2 separate regions of the Homo sapiens genome follow, and region 2 is linked to region 1. Evidence: chromatin loops called from intact Hi-C (ENCODE). Cell type or tissue: sigmoid colon. All regions are shown on one strand. Each heading gives the region's core, and the rest is flanking DNA. Links, peaks and the distances in the headings are about the cores only.

Region 1 (11,949 bases), core at 3,950-11,949:
AATTAGCTAGGCATGATGGCGGGTGCCTGTAATCACAGCTACTCGGGAGGCTGAGGCAGGAGAACTGCTTGAACCCGGGAGGCAGAGGTTGCAGTGAGCTGAGATCGTGCCACTGCCCTCCAGCAGCTTGGGCAATAGAGTGAGACTCCATCTCAAAAAAAAAAAAAAAAAAAAAAGGCTGGGCACGGTGGCTCATACCTGTAATCCAGCACTTTGAGAGGCTGAGGTGGGCATTATCACCTGAGGTCAGGAGTTTGAGACCAGCCTGACCAACATGGTGAAACTCCGTTTCTACTAAAAATACAAAATTAGCCAGGCGTGGTGGCACATGCCTGTAATCCTAGCTATTTGGGATGCTGAGGCAGGAGAATTGCTTGAACCTGGGAGACAGGTTGCAGTGAGCTGAGATCGCACCATTGCACTCCAGCCTAGGCAACAAGGAGCAAAATTACGTCTCAAAAAAAAAAAGAAAAGAAAAAAGAAAGAAAAATAAAGAGGCATTTTTAGTATTAAAAAAAAAGTTGGCTCGGTGCAGTGGCTTATGCCTGTAATCCTTTTTAGCACTTTGGGAGGCCGAGGCAGGTGGATCACCTGAGGTCAAGAGTTCAAGACCAGCCTGGCCAACATGGTGAAATGCCGTCTCTACAAAAATATAAAAATTAGCCAGGCACAATGGCACATGCCTGTAATCCCAGCTACTCAGGAGGCTGAGGCAGGAGAATTGCTTGAACCCAGGAGGCAGAGGTTGCAATGAGTCGAGATCATGCCACTGCACTCCAGCCTGTGTGACAGAGCAAGACTCTGTCTCAAAAAAAAAAAAATGCTTAGAGAAAAATAATTTTATATGAGAAAGAATCTTGTTTGGTGAATTTTTGTCCTAGAATAAAATGACTGGTTGTTCATGAAAGAGGGATGTTCAGGACAAACCAGAAAGTCCAAACGTCATGAATGGTCTGTGTAAATCATAAGAAGAGGATTTATGGAAAAAACTTTTATAGTTGTCATAATTAAAGGGAAATTGTTTATAATGGTCTTTCTAGAGATTAGGTTTTGATATTTAAAAACTTCCTAAAAAGTTGGTTTGAACAATGAAATTTTCCTAAGGTATTGCTTTACTCTTAATAAAGTTACACAACATTATTATTTTTGTATGCAAAGTTCAACTTCATTGCACCTCTCTGTTTTCCGCTTTCTCTCCCCTTTTAATAGGCCTGAAAGAATAACTCTGTCCTTCAACTAGTGTTTAACTCTTGTAAGTTTTTTATTCTTCAGCTTCTGTTTATTGTGACCTGATGCTAGAAAATGTTTTGTTTTAGAGTTCTAAAGGACGCGTTTCCTTCCAACATAACGTTCTGTGCTCTTGCTTTAAATTGTTCTATGGATCCAAAAATTTTCGCTTATGACCCAGGAAACACTCTTCCTATTGTGGAATGAGACCACCACTTCTCCTGTTGTCCTTCCCAGCTTCTCCCCCACCTCCCCTTTTCCCTAGTTTATAAGACAAGAGAAAAGGGAGAAAGCAAAAAGTTGGAAAGAAACAGAAGTAAGATAAATAGCTAGATGACCTTGGCGCCACCACCTGGCCCTCGTGGTTAAAATAATAATAATAATAATAATAATAATAATAATAATAATAATAATAATGTTAACCCCTGACCAAAACTACTGGTGTTATCTGTAAATTCCAGACATTGTATGAGAAAGCAATGTAAAACTTTTTGTTCTGTGAGCTGATGTATGTAGCCCCCAGTCACGTTCCTCACGCTTACTTGATCTACCATGACCTTTTCACGTGGACCTCTTAGAGTTGTAAGCCCTTAAAAGGGCTAGGAATTTCTTTTTCCGGGAGCTCGGCTCTTGAGACGTGAGTCTGCCGACGCTCCCAGCTGAATAAAAACCTCTTCCTTCTTTAATCCGGTGTCTGAGGAGTTTTGTCTGCGACTTGTCCTGCTACACTATGTGTAACTAATTCAAGTACCTTGTCATCAGTTCTGCCTTGCCGGTGATCTAAATGGACTCCCCGCAGGGAACAGCACTCATACTGCAGAAGGTCTTTTCTTTTGCCTTTGGGTAACTGGCTTTTTACACTTTATTGAAATAATTCCTAAGTTGTGATTTGCTTAGAAAAATTGAGATTAAAATGTTTTTAAATTAAAGTTATTACATCTGTGTAATTTTCTGTACGTGCTTTTAAAATCCTTATGCCATTAAGTTACAGGGCTTTGACTCCTGGGTCTAAAAAGGACACCAAGTCCTGCTAATTTTTTTTTTTTTTTTTTTTTTTTTTTTTTTTTGAGACAGAGTCTCGCTCTGTCACCCAGGCTGGAGTGCAGTGGTGCGATCTCAGCTCACTGCAACCTCTGCCTCCTGGGTTCAAGCGATTCTCCTGCCTCAGCTTCCCAAGTAGCTGGGATTACAGGTTTGCACCACCACGCCTGGCTATTTTGTATTTTTAGTAGAGACAGGGTTTCACCATGTTGGCCAGGCTGGTGTGGAACTCTTGACCCCAGGAGTTCCCAACCCACCTCGGCCTCCTAAGGCGTTGGAATTACAGGCATGAGCCACCCCCACTAGCCAAAGTCCTGCTAAATCTTAAACACTGACAGCAGTTAAAGCCTCATCCTCAGACCCGATAGAAGATGCCAGTCAAAATAAACCGCGTTCCTGAGACACAGGCCAGAAATCAAACCAAAACCAGTTAAAACAGTTCAGTTCCTGAAGGCCCAGGGACTATCGCGGAAGAGGCGGGTGTGTGGATTGTAAGGGGTGATTTTGAGAGATAAGTTAACCATTAATGTTGAAGGCACACTGATGTAAGCCCAGCATATGGGCCTCTGTGTCGGATTAACAAGGTTTTCTTGGAGTATTAACCCAGTCCTTAATAAAAGGTTATAAAAGGCTTATGGAAATTGTATTTTATACTCAACATGATTAAAATTGTATAGATTGGGCTAGGTGCAGTGGCTCATGCCTGTAATCCCAGCACTTTGGGAGGACCGAGGTGGGCGGATCACTTGAGGTCAGGAGTTCAAGACCAGCCTGGCCAACATGATGAAACCCCATCTCTACTAAAAATACAAAAAAATTAGCTGGGCGTGGTGGCGTGCAACTGTAATCCCAGCTACTTAGGAGGCTGAGGCAGGAGAATCGCTTGAGCCTAGGAGGGAGAGGTTGCAGTGAGCCAAGATCCCACCACTGCACTCCAGCCTGGGTGACAGAGCGAGACTCCGTCTCAAAAAAAGAAAAGAAAAATTGTATAGATTGTCGTGCACTTGGTTTCTCAAGTCGCCCACCTGGCCCTCTTCCACGTGTGCTTTCCTTCCCTTCATTCCTGTTCCAAAGTTCTTTAATAAACATTCACCCCTGCTCTGAAACTTACCTCAGTTTCTCCTTCTGCTTATGCCCATTGGTCGAATTCTTCTGAGGAGGCAAGAATTGAGGTTGCCACAGACCTGTACGGATTCACTGCCAGTAACTCAGATACCTTTCACCAGTAACATGTCAATGGAAAGAATCAAACTCTGTAAAACATTTGAAGAGATTTATTTTGAGCCAAATATGAGTGACCATGGCCTGTGACACAGCCGTCAGGAGGTCCTGAGAACATGTGCCCAAGGTGGCTGGGGTGCAGCTTGGTTTTATACAATTTAGGGAGACACAGACATCAATCAAACACATTTAAGAAATACATAAGGCCAGCCGGGTGCGGTGGCTCACGCCTGTAATCCCAGCACTTTGGGAGGCCGAGGTGGGCAGATCACAAGGTCAGGAGATCGAGACCATCCTGGCTAACACGGTGAAACCCTGTCTCTACTAAAAATACAAAAATTAGCCGGGCATGGTGGCGGGCGCCTGTAATCCCAGCTACTCGGGAGGCTGAGGTAGGAGAATCGCTTGAACCAGGAAGTCGGAGGTTGCAGTGAGCCGAGACCGTGCCACTGCACTCCAGCCTGGGCAACAGAGCGAGACTCCATCTCAAAAAAGAAAGAAAGAAAGAAATACATAAGGCCGCGCACGGTGGCTCACGCCTGTAATTCCAGCACTTTGGGAGTCCGAGGTGGGTGGATCACCTGAGGTCAGGAGTTCAAGGCCAGCCTGGCCAACATGGTGAAACCCTGTCTCTACAAAAATACAAAAATTAGCTGGGCATGATGGCAGGCGCCTGTAATCCCAGCTACTTGGGAGGCTGAGGCAGGAGAATCGCTTGAACCCGGGAGGCAGAGGTTGCAGTGAGCTGAGATTGCACCACTGCACTCCAGCCTGGGCGACAGAGTGAGACTCTGTCTCAAAAAAAAAAAAAAAAAGAAACAGAAACACATTGGTTTGTTCCAAAAAGGTGGGACAACTCGAAGCAGGGAGTGGGGAGCACCTTCCACGGGTAACACATCACAAGGAATTTCCTTGTGGGCAATTTGTGTGGGAGGTATGTAGCTTTTTAATCTTTGTAGCTGTCTTGTTTACAAATAGGATTGGAGGGAGGTCTGCCTGCCAGCAGTTCCCAGTTTGACTTTTCACTTTGGCTTAGTGATTTTGGGGTCCCCATATTTTCCTTTCATACTAGCAAATACCCCAAAACCTTCCCACACCCCCGTGGCCACAGTTACTTTGCTGTTCTTGGTCTCAAACTCCTGGGGTGCACTCTTTCTCCACCAGTGGTGTGATCATGGCTCACTGCAGCCTCAATCTCCCGGGCTCAATCCATCCTCCCACCTCAGCCTCCCGAGCAGCTGGGACAACAAGCGCACACCACCATGCCCAGCTAATTTTTGTATTTTTGGTAGAGGCAGGATTTTCCTATGTTGCCCAGGCTAGTCTTGAACTCCTGGACTCAGGCGATCTTTTCACTGCAGCTTCCCAAAGTGCTGGGATTACAGTCATGAGTCACCATGCTGGCCTCCTGAGGCCTTTATGTACCTATGGGCTTGCCAGCCGTCCTCCACCCTCCTCTCCTCTCCAAGCCACTGGGGGCCTTGGGCCAAACTTTGTGGGCCCTGCCCTGCCCTGCCCAACCCTTGCACTTGCTCTTCCCACCAGCCCCTCCTCGTGAGCCTCTGTGCATCCCTCCTCTCCGCCCCCTCCCAGTGTTGCAGGGCTCCGGATCCCAGCCCTCACACCGCCCCTCTGTCACCGCCTACTCCCCAGGCGCCTCTCCAGTCCTGGATTAAACGCCATCCACCCTGCACCAAAAGAACCAGGAGGCCACTGCGTGTCAGCCGTGCCCTTATTTTAAGCACCCCAGTTTAGGCCGAATTCTAAGAACATGTGCTCTCCCAGATTCCCCTGCGCCAGCCCCTGGAACTGGTGCCTCTGCGGAGGTGCCACTCCCAAGGTCGGGCGAGTTTACACGGCAGAGTGGAGCTTAACGCTAATTCCCAAGTGGGCCTGACCTAGTCCCGGGAGCCTTGAAAAGAGGACAGTTTTCTGTGGCTGGTGACAGGAGGGGGAGTCAGGGAGGTCCAAGCCTGGGAAGGCTTCAAGGTGCGGATGCTGGTTTGAAGACAGGGCGGGGGGCGTGAGAAGGAACATGAGCACCCCCCAGAAGCAGGGAGCAGCCATCAGTGACACCACAAGGAGGCAGGGACCTCCTCAGTCCCACACCCGGCTTCCCAGCGACAGGAGCGAGCTTGGAAGGGGACCCTGAGCTCCAGACCAGAGCGTGACCAGCTGCCGCCTGACTCCAGCGTAAGCAGAGACCCACAGACTGCAAGCTAAGAAAGGTGGGCTGCTTGAAACCACGCAATTTGTGGTAACAGGAGAGGAAGACCACCAGCTACCTGAGGCTCCTCCGAAGCACTGGGTTCCTCCTGCAGCCTCTTTCTTTCACCTCCACCTCCCATCTGCCCGCCAGCGTCCTCGGCTCCACCTTCACACACATCAGGATCTACCCACCTGCAACCGCCCGCGCTGCTGCCCAGTTCGGAGGCTCACCTGCACCCTTGGGCCGCCTCCAGATGCTTGTAGCTCTTCCTGAGTATCCAGGCACTTCCACGACAGCCAGCGGGCCCTTAAATGCGAGTTGGCTGCATTGGCCTCTGCTCAGGAGTCCCCGGCACAGCCGTCTCAGGTGCTCAGAGGGAACTCCATTGTCGATGCCTGGCTTCCTGGGCTCTTGCTCCCCGTGGATTCTCACCACTTCTCGAGCACCTGAAGTGCTCCCTGCCCTGGGCTTTTGCCCTGCGCCTGACCCAGACCAGCTGCAAGGTTGCTCCCCACTTCCACTGGTCTGGTCTCAAAAGCACCTGCTCAGAGAGGCCATCCATGGCCCTGTCTGCAGCCCACTCAGCCCTTCCCAGCATAGATGACCCTGGCACGTTGTATACTGGTCTTGCTAATCTTCCTAAGAAAGCAGTGACCTGGATACAGTTATTGTCTCCATTTTCCAGATGAGGACAGCGAGGCACAGAGAGGTTGGGTCACTTGTCCAAGGTCCCAGAGAGTAAAGGGCAGTGCTGGGGTCTCAGCTCAGGCCCTGGGGTCCCAATGTCCACACGTGAATCCTCAGCGTCATGCATGTGTCTCCCTCCAGGCAGAGGGCAAATTTGCTTGCTGTCCAAGATAATAAAGATGGCTTCTCCCTCTGGGCAGAAACTGGGCAGGTTTGCTAGCAGTCCTTTAAATGACTGGTGTTTCCTAACCCAGGGTTCCTTAGCTGTGTGTACAGCATCCACCGGAGCCACTCCTCATTGTCCGTGGGGCTGGGGGGCTGGGGGGAATATGAAGCTCGTGCTGCCTGCTGTGCTGTGAGTAACAAAGTCTTTGTCTCAGACCCAGGTGTCTCATGTCTTGCCCATGTTCAGAACACTGGCAGGCTCACTGTTCACTTGCAAACAGAGGGAACTCTCAGACCATTCATTTCTTCCTTTTTCCTACTTCCCCTTTCCCTCCTCCTTGAGGGCCAGCTTTTAACCTGCCAAGGAGCCAAGAAAGAGACGTTGGAGAGGGCTGGGGATTGCACAAATAAGTAAAAGCATCGGGGATGAAGGATTTGAGGACTCTCGTTTCGGAGAAGGGAGTTGCAAATTAGGAAAGTGGTCAGACTGGACCAACTTCTGGCTGGGTGGATTGAAATTGGAGATATCAGTACAAATCCAGTTCCAATATGGATAGCTGGAAATACAGATGTATATCTATGTGTGTGTATATATCTATGTGTGTGTGTATAGGCATATGTATTTTCTACAGATCTGGAAACAGTGAGCACCCCTAGTGCCCAGATCTTGGATTATTATTATTATTATTTTTTGAGATGGAGTTTTGCTCTTGTCGCCCAGGCTGGAGTACAACGGCGCGATCTCGGCTCACTGTAACTTCTGCCTCCTGGGTTCAAGCGATTCTCCTGCCTCAGCCTCCCGAGTAGCTGGGACTACAAGCATGTGCAACCACGCCCAGCTAATTTTTGTATTATTAGTAGAGACGGGGTTTCACCATGTTGGCCGGGCTGGTCTTGAACTCCCGACCTCAGGTGATCCACCCACCTCAGCCTCCCAAAGTGCTGGGATTACAGGTGTGAGCAACTGTGCCCTGCCTTCTCTACCATTTTGTGACACAGAATGAAAGTCCTCACCAGGGCCATGCCCTTGAACTTCTCAGCTTGTAGAACTGTGAGCTAAGTAAACCTCTTTTTTTTCTGATAAATTATGCAGTCTCAAGTAATCTTTTATAGCAAGACAAAATGGACGGAGACCCGCACATACACACATGAGAGAGAAGGGTAAGCCTGACCTCATAGTGGAAACCTCAAATTCTCTCCCCAGAAACGGTGTAATAATTGCTTATTCATTAATGAATGCAAAATGCTTACTAATTAACTTTTCAGTGGGGAATGGCGGCAGACACCATCATACCCAAGCGATGAGGGTTATCATCACCAGCGATGGCCAGATTGGCCCCGTGGGCCTCCGGTAGGTTGCTGTAAGAGGAAAGTCTCACTTCTGAGGGGTTCCTCCTGGAAATGAAGAAGCCACAGGAAACAGGCAAGGCTAGAGCGAGGGCCATCCCACAAAGACCCATAAGACCCACAAAGACTCACTGAGACAGCGGGGAAATTGGCAGGGGCTCTGCGGAGTCGATGGGGACATTGGATCAGTGGTGGCTTCCTGATTTTTCAAGGTTCACTGCAATTACTTGGGAGAGAGTTCGTTTATTTCCAAAATACTCTCTGAGCTGTTTAGGGGAGCAAGCCTGGAGTCTGCAGCTTATTCTCAAATGCCATATAAGCAGGAGCGAGAGAAGGAATAGCGGGGCAATGTTCACAGATGGCGAATCTGCAGGACAGGAATATCCGGGTCTCTTTGCACGGTGTTTGCCACCTTCTGTAAATTGGGATTTTTTTTTTTTTTTTTTTTTTTTTTGAGACGGAGTCTCACTGCAACCTCTGACTTCCTGGTTCAAGCGATTCTCCTGCCTCAGCCTCCCGAGTAGCTGGGATTACAGGCACACGCCACCACGCCCAGCTAATTTTTTTTTGTATTTTTAGTAGAGACGGTGTTTCACCATGTTGGCCAGGATGGTCTCGAACTCCTGACCTCGTGATCTGCCCGCCTCGGTCTCCCAAAGTGCTGGGATTACAGGCGTGAGCCACTGCGCCCAGCCCCAAAATTGGGAATTATTTCAAAATAAAAAGCTGGATAAATGCATACACACAAGGCAGTATCGCGTATTTTCCACGAGTGCCTGTGCAGGCAGGTAAGGATTTAGGAAAGGTCTGGAAGGATGTGCAAAATGTTCCGCCTGCGAAGGTTCCGCGGTGGCGGGGACACTGCTCCGGCTCCGCTCCCGCCCGCCCGAGCGCTCGGATGGGGCCGCCTCTGCACTGCGTGGCCACAGGCGCGGCCCGGCTGCCCACGGGCGCCCTTTGCAGCTGCTGCCCCCTGGCGGCCGCGGGCGGCTACTAGCGGGAAAGCGAAACCCGCCCGGTCCATTCAAGCCCCGCTGCCTGGCGCCCTCTAGGGTCGTTCTTGGGAACGGGCGGACCTTTCGTCAACACTTTGCCTGCAAGATCCCCCATTGGGGGAACCGAGGAGGAAGTTAAAGGAAGATGTGTGTTTTTGAGCGCTGCTTTGTGCCAGGCTCATCTTAGGTGTGGGACGTGTACTATCTGAATTAATACCCCACCAGGCCTGTGGGACAGTCACTGTCACCATTCGCAAATTATGGATGAAGAAAGGAGGTACCAAGTGGTGGTATCACCTGTCCATAGTGAGCTGTCCCTCAGGAGGGTGGCCGCCCCACGCGACCATTCAGTGTGCTCTCATTCACACGTTCATTACCCAAGAGCACTGCTAGCACTGGGGGCTGGCTCACTCCTGCGATCCCAGCACCTTGGGAGGCCAAGGCAGGCAGATTGCTTGAGGCCAGGAGTTCAAGACCAATCTGAGCAACAGTGAGACCCTGTCCCTATAAAAAATGTAAAAATTAGCTGGGCAGCTGGGCATGGTGGCACATGCCTGTGATGCCAGCTACTCAGGAGGCTGAGGTGTGAGGATCGCTTGAACCCAGGAGGCAGAGGCTGCAGTGAGCTGAGATTGCACCACTGCACTCAACTCCAGCCTGGGTGACAAAGCAAGACCCTGTCTCAAAAAAAAAAAAAAAAAAAGGATGGATGTGGTGGCCTATGCCTGTAATCCCTCCCAGCACTCTGGGAGGCTGAGGCAGGCAGATTGCTTGAGTCCAGAAGTTCAAGACCAGCCTGGGCAATGTGGTGAAACCCTGTCCCTAACAAAAAAAAAACCAGCTGGGTGTGGTGGTGCACGCCTGTGGTCCCAGCTATTCAGGGGACCAGGAGGTGGAGGCTGCCGTGAGCTGAGATCATGCCACGGCACTTCAGCCTGGGTGACAGAGCAAGACTCTGTCTCAAAAGAAAAAAAAAGTCCTCCATATGTGGTCCCCCCTCATGCTGTCTCTTCCAGGCATGTCCTCCCACATGCCAGGAGGCTGCAGGGCCACCAGGATGTGACCTCCTTGGGCTGTGCTCCCCTGCCCCAACTCCAGGCAGTAGGATCCCAGAATTCCCAACAAAACTCTCCCTGCCTCCCTGGCCTATGCGGCCTCTCCCTGGGCTGTCGCTGTGAGGCATCCACAGCCCCTGCCATGCCAGGCAGAGTGGGGATGGTCGGAGGGGAGCGGGTGTGGACGGGACACAGGGCCTTCCGGAGAGCCTGAGGTGCTGCTTCTGAACTGCTCCTTCCCCTGGTGTGCAGGTGTCTTCGTCACAGTAGGACCTGGGAGAACAGTTCCATAGGTCCGGGGGCTTCTCTCCAGCTGGCGAGGAGGTGTGTGGTCCTCTCTCCCTGTCACCGTTACTCAGGTAACGACAGGGCAGTGAGCAGAGCAGTGTTGCCCCTCCTGGACCCTGTCTGAAGAGGCAACTGTGGCTAGAGGCTGGAGGGCAGGGCGGCAGGGCATGGTGCTGGAGGCAGGGGTGGCCCTCGGGGCTCCCCTCCTCATTCCCGCCTCCCTGCGTGGGTCACAGCGGCCTTCACTGTGGCCTCCTCACTACCTGGGGTGCCCCAGGAGCACCTCGTGGAGGGAGTGCCTGAGTGAGGTCAAGCGGGGCGGAGGAAGGGGTCGATGGTGAGAGAGACAGTGAGTGAGCCCAGACTCCACACAGGGCGGCCCCTAGCGCTGGCCACCTCAGCAGCTCCCACCAGCAGCACAAGCTGGATGACAGGGCCAGGGCCTGTGGTCAGTGGTCAGTGGCTGATGACAAAGCCATGCTGTGACCCTCTCTCACTGCCAGAGCAGACGCGGGGCGGTGAGCAGCCAGGCAGGCCCGTAACCTCCACCTCCCCAGCTGCGCCCGTCCTGCAGGGACTCAACCTGCTGCCCTCCGCCCACAGCCCTCGAGGGTCTCAGCATTAAGGGCTGGGCTGGGCCTCCCTTCTGGGTGCCTGGTCCCATTTGGGCCTCACCCTGGGCAAGGTCCCCGTAGCTGCCCCTCCCATCAGGTAAGCCCCACCCCCCGAGTTTCACTCTGAGTGGTTTGTCTTTGCATAGAGCTTCCCCACCTGATGGTGACTGCCGTGGGTCCCACAGGTCCGGTGTCCATTTTTAAATTTCACTGCAGACATTGCGCTCAGGCGCCCTCTGAAACCGCCACAGAGGTGTCATCCCCAGGTCCCATCGGGCCTTTGTCTCCTGGCCTCCCCGTGTGCAGTGGTGCAGTGCTAGCTCACTGCAGCCTCCACCTCCCAGGCTCAAATGATCCTCTCACCTCAGCCTCCTAAGCAGCTGGGACTGCAGGTGCCACCTCACCCGGCTATGCCTGGTAACTTTCCTGCCACTGTGACACCAGCCAGTTCAGGCAGTCCCTCGCCTGAGCCAGGTACTCTGCGTGTCTCAGCCTAGCCCTGCTGTCCCTACCGGTGGGTGAGACGGCGCCCGGTCCCCAAGGCTGGGATCTGACGTGGGAGCGAGGCTCTTATTTGTTGCTGTGTGGCAGCAAAAGATGAAAAAGTGGACTCTGGCTTCAGAGCTGTGAGAAAACAGTGGTTTTTTTTTTTTTGAGATGGAGTCTCGCTCTGTCTCCCAGGCTGGAGTGCAGTGGCGCGATCTCGGCTCACTGCAAGTTCTGCCTCCTGGGTTCACGCCATTCTCCTGCCTCAGCCTCCCGAGTAGCTGGGACTACAGGCGCCTGCCACCACGCCCGGCTAATTTTTTGTATTTTTAGTAGAGAAGGGGTTTCACTGTGTTAGCCAGGATGGTCTTGATCTCCTGACCTCGTGATCCGCCCGCCTCGGCCTCCCAAAGTGCTGGGATTACAGGCGTGAGCCACCGCGCCCAGCCTGAGTAAACAGTTTTTGGTTGTGTTTTTTTGTTGTTGCTGTTGTTTTGTTTTTTGAGAAGGAATTTTGCTCTTGTTGCCCAGGCTGGAGTGCAATGGCACGATCGCAGCTCACTGCAACCTCTGCCTCCTGGGTTCAAGCGATTCTCCTGTCTCAGCCTCCGAAG
Region 2 (10,227 bases), core at 145-8,144, 110 kb before region 1:
CATTACCCAGGGAAGCATGGAGATTACAAAATACAAGCCTTTTTAGGAAAAGCAATGCATGAAAAACGTGTCAGAATGGTCATGGCAAAGGCAACCATGGTTATCACTTGACAGTGGGATTAAGAATGATCCCATTCTTAATGGCTTGATGCATTTTCTATTGTTTTTGTAATAAACGTGTATTGCTTTGATCATTGGAATACAATGTTCAAAAACACAGGCACCCGCTGGGCACTCCTCCCACCAGCACACTCTATTACAGATTCCTACAGGCAATGCTTCCCGCAAGTGGGGACCAGTCGGGCAGGGACTGCACCTGCCCCAACATCCCTGGCCTGGGTGGAGTGGGGTGGAGGCCCCACAGAGGGGTTTTTCTCCCACAGCGCCTGACTTTGGTCCCTGCAGGTGAAGGAGCTTGGCGCTGTCATCTATAACTGCAGCCACCTGGCCCAAGACCTGGAGAAGACCTTCCAGACCTACTGGGTACTGGGGGTGCCCAAGGCTGTCCTCCCCAAAACCTGGCCTCAGAACTTCTCATCTCACTTCAACCGTTTCCAGCCCTTCCACGGCCTCTTTGATGGGGTGCCCACCACTGCCTACTTCTCAGTAAGACGGGTTGAGAAGGAGCCCATCAGAGGCCCCTGTTCTCCCCTGGCTGGCCAGACCCACAGGGAGCCCTCTGGGCTGGCCCTGCAGACACCAGCAGCATCAGCTGGGTCCTCAGGCAGCCAGCACCATGGGTGGGGCTGTGGCCCTGGGGTGAGCAGCAAGCAGGCTGGCATCAGTAGGCTCTGGGCTGTGCCTGGAGGCAGGCTTAGCTCCAGGAGGACAGCTGGTCAGCACCATCCCTGGGAAACAGGCCGCCTGGGAGGTGGTGGGAGGACCTGGGGCCCTGGGAGTCTCCAGACTGCTGGGCGAGGCCAAGGGGCTTAGCTGGGCACTGGAGAGGGAGGGGAACCCCACTTGCTCTGCGGGGAAGGAAGGGAAGAGTGAGGGGTGGGCAGATCCTCCTTTATCAGCCCACGGGGGTGGGGGTGGACAGCCCTCCAGCCAGCCGAGGGACTGGTCTGTAGTAGAGGCTGTATCAGAACAAGGGAAGCCTCCCTAGATGGGGGTGGGGGTGGCACCCTGAAGGGAGTGGATAAACTTCCCTGTGGCCAGGAACTGTTTCTGGGACGTCAATCCAGCCTGGAGCCCAGGGCAGTCCAGCTGCTTCCCCACTCTCTCCGCCAGGCCTCAGAGCCAGTCCCCAGGACCCCTGTTGAGCCGACCCCTTCTTTCCTCATATTTCCAGGCACCTGGGCCCCCTCCCTCCACACCACATGGGGCCTCTTAGGTGGTGCATGGTGGGGTCACAAGTTCAGAATGGGCTGGGCTGGCAGAGCCTTCAGGGATTTCTCTCCCGTCACAGGCGTCGCCACCAGCACTCTGTCCCCAGGGCCGCACCCGGGACCTGGAGGCGCTGCTGGCGGTGATGGGGAGCGCCCAGGAGTTCATCTATGCCTCCGTGATGGAGTATTTCCCCACCACGCGCTTCAGCCACCCCCCGAGGTAGGTCTGAGTGGGAGGTGGGCGGCCTGCTCTGCTGACGGGCAGCTCCTGGGCACGTCCCCTCCTGCTGGGACCCCTATCGGGCCCGGCTTGTAAGCAGAGCCCCGTCCCTCCCCACCCCAAGGTACTGGCCGGTGCTGGACAACGCGCTGCGGGCGGCAGCCTTCGGCAAGGGCGTGCGCGTGCGCCTGCTGGTCGGCTGCGGACTCAACACGGACCCCACCATGTTCCCCTACCTGCGGTCCCTGCAGGCGCTCAGCAACCCCGCGGCCAACGTCTCTGTGGACGTGGTGAGGGCGTGCTCCCGGCCGGGCGTGGGAAAGGCGGCCCTCCTGCCGCCCTTCCTGACGCGCTGCCTCTGCTCCCCTAAGAAAGTCTTCATCGTGCCGGTGGGGAACCATTCCAACATCCCATTCAGCAGGGTGAACCACAGCAAGTTCATGGTCACGGAGAAGGCAGCCTACATAGGTGAGCGCGATCAGATCACGGCGGGCGGGCCCCAGGGTGGCCAGGCACGGGCGAGGGAGGCACTGGCTTTGTGACCGGCGTGGACACCTCAGGAGGGAGGGGCTGCTGCTGAAGGGGGACGGGGTCTCCATGGAGTTCCGGGGACCAGGCCACCCGCCTGTCACCTGGCCCCACAGGGCCCCAGAACACTGAGTCAGGACGCCTGTCCCCAAGTGATGAAGGTGGAGTTCTACCGCGACCAGCTGTCCCTCCCGCACCTAAGCGAGGGGCTTCCCCGGCTGGAGTCTGATGACAGTGGAGGGGCCAGCTGCCAACCGTCCCCAAACCCGTAGCCGGGCCTGGCGCTGAGCGGGCTGCAGAGGGGCCTGTGGGAGCCGGCGCCCCAGTGTCTCCTCCATCCTCCCCGCAGGCACCTCCAACTGGTCGGAGGATTACTTCAGCAGCACGGCGGGGGTGGGCTTGGTGGTCACCCAGAGCCCTGGCGCGCAGCCCGCGGGGGCCACGGTGCAGGAGCAGCTGCGGCAGCTCTTTGAGCGGGACTGGAGTTCGCGCTACGCCGTCGGCCTGGACGGACAGGCTCCGGGCCAGGACTGCGTTTGGCAGGGCTGAGGGGGGCCTCTTTTTCTCTCGGCGACCCCGCCCCGCACGCGCCCTCCCCTCTGACCCCGGCCTGGGCTTCAGCCGCTTCCTCCCGCAAGCAGCCCGGGTCCGCACTGCGCCAGGAGCCGCCTGCGACCGCCCGGGCGTCGCAAACCGCCCGCCTGCTCTCTGATTTCCGAGTCCAGCCCCCCCTGAGCCCCACCTCCTCCAGGGAGCCCTCCAGGAAGCCCCTTCCCTGACTCCTGGCCCACAGGCCAGGCCTAAAAAAAACTCGTGGCTTCCCGGTGCCTCTGTGTGAGTCCCGCGCGGGCGGCCCTTCATCCTCTTGCCAAGGGCCCGCCTCTATGCGCCCGCCCCTGCGAAACTGCGCCGCGCGACCGCCGTGGCAGCGCCTCAGCTAGCCCCGGGTCCGCGAGAACCTGGGGCGGGGCGGGGCGGGGACCAGACGGGCCTCCCAGGCGGAGCGAACCCTCCACCTCCCACCCCGCGCCGGGCTGCCGCGCTCCGGAACCCAAATTCCCGCCCCGAGGCTGCCGGGGGAAGCGAGAGGCGCGGAGCCCACGCCCGGGACTCCAGCGGAGGAAACGCAGACCAAGGCGCAGCGCCGCGCACCCACCGCCAGGGGGCAGCTCCTACGGCGCCGGACAGGGGCGGCGCGGGAGGGGAGCGGGGCTGAGGGGACCGGGAGGGCGGGAGGGGACCTGCGACTGAGGGGACAGGGAGGGCGGGAGGCGACCCGCGGCTGAGTGAGGGAAGGGCGGGAGGGGACCCGCGGCTGAGGGGACCGGGAGGGCGGGAGGCGACCCGCGGCTGAGTGAGGGGAGGGTGGGAGGGGACCCGCGGCTGAGGGGACAGGGAGGGCGGGAGGGGACCCGCGGCTGAGGGGACCGGGAGGGCGGGAGGCGACCCGGGGCTGAGTGAGGGGAGGGCGGGAGGGGAGCGGGGCTGAGGGGACCGGGAGGGCGGGAGGGGACCTGCGACTGAGGGGACGGGGAGGATGTGAGGCGATCCGGGGCTGAGTGAGGGGAGGGTGGGAGGGGACCCGCGGCTGAGGGGACGGGGAGGGCGGGAGGGGACCCGCGGCTGAGGGGACGGGGAGGGCGGGAGGCGACCCGGGGCTGAGGGGACGGGGAGGGCGGGAGGGGACCCGCGGCTGAGGGGACAGGTCCTGCGTGCGGGCTGGGGAGACAGGCGGGCGAGGGTAGGGGTGCACAAGGCTGTGTGGTTTGTGGGCTGTTGTGCAGGGTGGGTCCAAGCATGTGGGGGCAGGCTTGTCCTGGGGATGCAGTGCCCAGGGTTGGTGGATGGGGCTGAGAGGACCAGCATTTGAGCTGGAGGGCAGGAAGGTGACTCCAGTCTGAGACCAGGACTTGGATGCAGCTCCACTGGAACTCACCCTATCCTGGGAGCCACCTGGGCACCTGTCCTGCAGATGCAGGATTTGAACCCAGGTTTGGCAACTCAGTTCCCACTCTTCTGCTATGAATGCTGGGTCAGAAGGATTCTCAAAACACCCTGGCTTATCTCACCTGATGGTTCCTGACCAAGACCACAGGGTACCCTCCCCTGGTGGAGGTCCATGGGGCCATGCTAGGCTGGAGTTCAGGGATGGCTCAGCGGTATGAAGGAGCACTGGATGCTGAATGGACCCCAGGGTGCCCCGAATGCTCTCCCGGTCTTGAGGCACCACTTTCCTACCCTTCTCTACTTCTCTCCTTTTCCTACCCTTCTCTACTTTTTTCTTTCCTACATTTGTGTCCCTGCCACACTGTGAACTCAGCCATATCTTCCTCTTCCCTCTTTGCTTTGGGGAAAGCTAGCAAAGTTCATCTCAGGTACAGTACAAGTTACTTTTCTGTTCGATTAGTGACCTCATACTTCCCCCATCTAAAGGACACCTTAGACTTCAGCATTCTGTCTGTGCAGAAATCTCCTACACCCATCCTGCCTCCCTGCCCAAGCTTGTGAAAAGCTTGCTGCAGATGCTGCAGGGGGATAGGGATCCACATAGCCCTGCAAGGCCTTCAGGAGCTTCTGGGGGCTGCTTTGTGTGTGAGCTGCACTTGGCCAAGCCAAGCTCTGGCAGTTGCAGTGGCTGCTCCCTGTGGCTTCCTATCCCTCATTCATGCTCCATATCTCCTCAGTAACCATCTGGCAAAAAGCTTCGTGGCAACACCTGGCTCAGAAGCCGATATCATCCCAGACTAAGCTCTGCCCTCCAGGGTTGCACGTGTGGGTTTGCTCCCTGGTTCTTGGCCTTATACCTGAATGTGTCTCAGAGCACTTGGCCTGCTCTCTTGGCCTGCCAACTATGTTCTAGGAGGGCTCTGTGCTCCAGGCTGTGATTTGGACAACTGGCTGGTGGCCCTCAGCCAGTGAAAGGCCTCTTTCCACACACCTGGGGACTGGCAGTCACACCTCAGTGGCACTGACAGAGGCCTGCTTCAAGGCAGATGCCTATTCCAAAGGAAATCCAGCTTGACAAGGCTTGGGAGACCCCAGGAGGGTGCCACAATGTGGCCCCTTCTGGGCTATAGCAGACAGACTCTAGAATGGCTCCCTTGACCCCCACCTGCTGGTATGCATGCCCTTGTGTGATCTCACCTTGAGTGTGTGCAGGACCTGTGCCTTGTTGTAACCAATAGAATACAGAGGTAAGGGGATGTCACTCCTGTGACACCTTGTGATCATGTGACATAAGATTATAACATTATCAAGGAATAGCAGTCTATCCCTTGCTAGCTTTAAAAAGTGAGCTGCTAGGCTATGAGCTGTCCTATGAAGAGGCCCATGTAGCAGGGTACTGGGGTTGCCTCCAGCCCCCAACTAGCAAGAAACTGGGGCCCTCAATCATCCCATCCACAAGGAGTTGAGTGTGGCTAGCAACAACGTGAGCTTCAGAAGTGGCTGCTTTCCTGGTCATACCTGAAGGGGAGACCACAGCCCCAGCTGACATCTTGATTGTAGCCTAATGGGACCTTGAGCAGAGAACCCAACAAAGCCACACTTGGGCTCCTGATCCACAGAAACTGGGAGATCATAAATGTGTGTTGTTTTAAGTTGCTAATTTGTAGTGATGTTCTTATGCAGCATAGATAACTCATACACAGAGAACCAAGGCCACGCGAGAACCCTGTGGGGGCCCCTGCTGCTCAGCCACTCCTCACATGCTGGGACAGCTGTCTCTCTGGCCTCTAGCACCAAGGTCCCCACTATCCCAGGCCTTGACTCTTGGATCAGAGAGGGACAAAAGCCCCATGGAGCCAAGCAGACTCCTCCCCCTGGGCTGCACTCACCTAGCTTGTCTGGCACACACAAGTTGGAGTAGAGAAGGCAGGAAGCCCTGGGAAGGGAGAGGGTGATGGCCTTGCTTAACTGGGATGAGTGTCCACCAAATTTCCCTTCCCACTTCCCCTGCTCATGAGCCCCCAGGGGACCTGTGTCAGTTCACTTTCTAGAGGCTTCTATGTGCCCTAACTTGGATGACACCCACGGGCCTCCCCAACTCAGCACAGGGAACATATGCCCATGGTGGCATGGGGAAAGAACCCAGCCTCTCCCCTGCCCAGGCTCCTGCACCCCATAGCTGTCACCCCTCTGGAACCTCTCAGGGCAGCACGAGTGGTAGCCTCGGAGTGGCCTTCACCCTCCAGGCACTGCGGTCCTCCAGATTGGCTCACAGCCCAGCTCTTGCTCCCATATCCACAGCCATGAGAGCAGCCACCTCCCCAGGGGGCCATAAGCGCTTCTCACCAGGAGCCCACCTAGGCCAGGAGGGAGCTGGGGGCAAGTTCCAACTGCCCCCTTGAACACTGCATACCCATGAATCTGGCAGGGGCATCTGGGAAGAGATTTGACCACTGAAAGACTGTAGGGAAACCCTTGAACCTCAATCCGCTACGCCACGTGGATTTGCTTCCTGTGGGCTGCCCAAGAGCGCCTCTGTGGTGAAGGAAGCTTCTGAGGATGGGCCACTAAAGATGGCCAAGGTCACCTTTCTGTGCTGTCCCCACTCTGCACTCCATCTCCCATCCCACACTGCCTCCAGCTGGAGGGAGGGAGGGAGGGTTGTACGTCTGTGTCCCTGCCACACTGTGAACTCAGCCCTATCTTCCTTGTCTTCCTCACAGCCTCTGGCTCAGAGGAGGACCTGGACAAATGGATGATAGGTAGGCAACCACCCAAATGTTCCTCATTGACTGTTCTCTAGAGCTGCTTAGTAGAGACCAGGAGTGTGTGGGAGGAAAGCCCTGGTAAACTTCGACCCTGAGACAGAAGACCTCAGCAGCCTTCAGCATGGGATGCAGCACTTTCTTTATTGCCCATCCAGGGAACAGCCAAGCCAGCTCCATCTGCATTCTGGCTGCAGCGTGTACATTAGGGGACTCAGGGGCCACAGTGTGGGACCGTGCACACTGGCAAGGCACTGGCGGATGCTGGCAGGCCAGTGGACATGGATAGATGAGAATGACAACTCACAGATGTCCTAGCTTCTGCTGGCCCAGCTGCCAGCCACTGGCCATCACCCTTTTGCCCAGCATGTGTGCATTGTCACCCAAAACATCTTGAAACTTGCCATTAGTGAGGCATTCAACAAAGAAGTAAGCTAAGTGAGTAGGAAACAGTGTTTCCTGGAATATACCGCACTCTGCCTGAAATAGGAAAACTATGTTTGCCGGGAAGCAGCAGCAGCAGGAAAGAAGTTATACCAAAAACGACTTGTACACCACAGACATTATAACCCTTTCCTCAAAGAAACAGTCATGTTCTGTTGGGTATTATGGACAGGTCTCTGGAAATTTATCTAATAAAGACCAACAAACTTCCCCAGCAGTGCCTCTGAGTACCGTGTGAATTCTGGTGTCTTGTGGAAGTCAGGGTGCCTTCTTTGCATCCAAAGCTTTGAGGGAGCTGGGAAGCTTTGGTTCCATTTTAGGAGGGCTGTGTGATGGTGACAAAGGTGTTCTGGTCATTTCTGCTCTGTTCTCCGTTCTGTGAAGTGAGGTGGATGTAATGTGCTGTGGGATGGGGTGCTCCATATGTGTGTGTAGCCTTTACTTTCCAACTTAGTTTTTTGCATCTCTCTTGTACTGATGAGCCATACCTCTCAGCCTTCATTTGGTCCCAGGCCTGACCCTTTGCTTTCATCGTCAGCTTTTCTGTCCTGCTCGGGCAGGATTAACTCTGTTCTTGCCGCGGATGTCACCATCACTCTGGAGTCCAGCCCAGTGCCCACAGGCCCGATCAGTTCACCCTCTTCCTTCTCTTCAGGGGAGAAACTTTCTCGGGCATCAAAAAACGTGATTGTTTCTTCTTGAAGTTTTTGTTCTTCCAGCTCTGCCCCATCTTCGGTGCTTTTGCTTTTCTTGGTAGGAGATGAGGAGAACCCTAATTTGGGAAATCGGAACCAGCCTGCCTTCTCCTGTTTTTTAGGCAGTTCTGCCTCTGGTCGTGCCTCAGGCTGTGTTTGAATGGGAGCAGATCTCTGGACGTCATTTTTGGAATCAACACCTGTCTCATCAACAGAAGAGGAAAACCCAATGTTTGGAAGCCAAAACCAGAGCAGACCAGATTTTTTACTTTCTGGTTTGTCTTTTGGAGCCCTGCCTTCATCTGCCAGTGGTGTGGTTGCCTCTTGGCTATCATCAGGGGGAAACTCAAGAATTTCTGCTGGCTCCTCATCTGAACAGCTGTCTGCAAGCTGGTGGCCAGAAGGAACTTCAAATGTGAGTGTTTGCTGTCCCAGTACATTGACGCTGGAAGAGATCATCTCAAATGGTTCTCCAGTGTCAGGCTGGAGATCTCCAGAAATGGAGTCTACTCCTGGGGTGGCTTGTATGGGAGCCTCTTCTGTGCCCTCCTGAGTCCTAGAGTGTTGAGTCATTGTTGTGTACACTCTAGCCTGCGTGTGGGGCTCTGGGATTTTCACTTTTAATAAGGAAAATCCGTACGAAGGTGTTTGAATCTCTGACGTGGGGATCTCTGATTCCCGCACAATCTGAGTGGAAAAAGTCCTGGGTACTGAGAGATCTACAAACTCTGGTGTCACTATGCTGTGTATAGTGACCTCTTGACTTTCAACCTGAGCACCCTGAATATGCACTCTGACCTTTGAAATTGGGGGAGCTTCCAAAGGCAGGTTAAGGTCCACAGGCTGCTCCCCAGGGACCCCAGCACCTGCCTTCAGGATGCTGGCTCCCCAGAGCCCCGGACTTTCCTTACAAAGGGCTGTATCAATATTGGCCTCTGGACACTGCACTTCCCTCACAGTGGGGATGAACACATCATCCTCTGAGCTGGGGGCAGGGAAGGAGAACCTTGGTACCATTAATTTGGGGAATTTGACAGTTAGGACAGAATCTTCCCACAGTTGATCCACATTAACCACAGAAATCTGGGATGGCATATCAGTACTTGAAGCTTTCAATTTAAGTGGACCTTCAGGCTGGGAAGACCATTTCTCTGTTTTATCCTCCATGCTGGCAAGGTCATGTCCTGGCTTGGAAAGAGGAGTCTCATCTATTTCTCCTGGAAGAACCTGGGTTTCTGGAAGCCTCATGCCAGGCATCTGAAAAGGGAGAGGTCCTTTGGATGGATGGATCCTGACCTCAGAAGTGGAAAGCTCATCCCCAGTCATCCCAGCAGTGGAGAGGTGCAGCTTCAAGCCTGTGCTGTCAAGATCACACCTTAGAATATCTGTGGATGATTTGCTCTCAGAAGCTGTCACTTCTGCATCTGCCTCTGGGAGCTGTAGGGACATAGCTGCCTCCACGTTTGACCCAGAAACAAGGAACTCTTTGACTTTAGCTGCTGCTTCACCCCCTGTTGCTGCCGGTGCCTGTGTCTGAGCCACTTCCAGCTTTCCAGCCCCGCCTCTGTCCCTGAAAGAGCGCCTAAGGCTGGGCATGCGGAACTTGGGCATTTTAAACCAGCTTTCCTGCGAGTACTTGGTCATGGCTTCCTCCTCTGGGCTTTCCACTGTGAGGACTTCAGCATCTGGTTTTCTACAGGATGGCTGGAGGGGATCTTCAGGTGTGGGGGCTATCCCCTCCCCACAAGGCTGGCTCACTGGGACATCCCCGAGCCCACATCCTCTGCTGTCACCTTCGGTAGACAGATCATGTTTGGGAAGAGGCAGGTCAGCTTCAGGCTGGCTCACCTCCACCTTGGCCTTGGAGGATCTGAGATCAGGTTTGGCAAAGCCCAAACTGGGAATGTGGACCTGTGGCCGGTGGAGGTTCACACCCTCACTTCCTGTGGCACTTGCTGTTGCACCAAGTCCTCCCCTACCACCGTCACTGCTGGCCTTTTCTGTGTCTTGAAAGCTACCCCCTGCTGTGGCACTAGAAAGGGAAGGATCCACGTCTCTCTGTGGCAGGCTGACCCCACTCTTAGAAGCCTTCATTTTGGGAAGTGCAAGTTTTGGCATGGCAAAGCCAGGCTTTGTGCTCCTCCCCTTCTCTCCATCCCTCTCAGGAGGCAGATCCATGTGGATGGCAGACTGCGGGGCCACTTCATCCTTGTCTAAAACCAGGCTGAGTTTTGAGTCCTCCACGCTGCATTCTGGGTCCACCTTTGGCCCTGTTTCCTTCTTCGGGGACCACCTAA

Evidence for each region. Hi-C counts contacts between places; a loop is a spot of excess contacts. Peaks named below come from ENCODE experiments on the same cell type or tissue, not always from the same donor. Only the 100,000 strongest peaks of a DNase experiment are listed, where the experiment ranks them.
Region 2: a loop joins it to region 1, with 10 times the contacts of the local background. A loop is called at or near these places in 19 of 110 quality-filtered maps.

The regions. Positions count from the first base shown.
Region 1 is chr14:105,036,992-105,048,940 of GRCh38, forward strand. The region is part of intron 1 of LOC124903398 (a long non-coding RNA gene); the gene reads left to right. Among named protein-coding and RNA genes, the nearest start is that of CDCA4, 22 kb to the left of the region's middle. RefSeq lists a silencer at 8,700-8,959 and an enhancer at 10,495-10,594. In sigmoid colon, for the core only: CTCF peaks have their summits at 8,903 (motif pointing left) and 9,104; DNase peaks (open chromatin) are centred at 8,910, 9,253 and 10,566; H3K27ac peaks cover 277 bases.
Region 2 is chr14:104,930,337-104,940,563 of GRCh38, forward strand. PLD4 (phospholipase D family member 4) reads left to right here. Exons shown (of 11, transcript NM_138790.5): 7 at 406-606; 8 at 1,412-1,551; 9 at 1,676-1,841; 10 at 1,923-2,019; 11 at 2,429-2,900. The coding sequence ends at 2,628. It overlaps AHNAK2 (AHNAK nucleoprotein 2), which reads right to left. Exons shown (of 7, transcript NM_138420.4): 7 at 6,917-10,227. The coding sequence ends at 7,727. Among named protein-coding and RNA genes, the nearest start is that of PLD4, 11 kb to the left of the region's middle. RefSeq lists enhancers at 1,968-2,866, 9,159-9,659 and a silencer at 2,871-3,330. In sigmoid colon, for the core only: a CTCF peak has its summit at 3,222 (motif pointing right); DNase peaks (open chromatin) are centred at 1,695, 1,755, 2,575, 3,175 and 3 weaker places; H3K4me3 peaks cover 2,030 bases.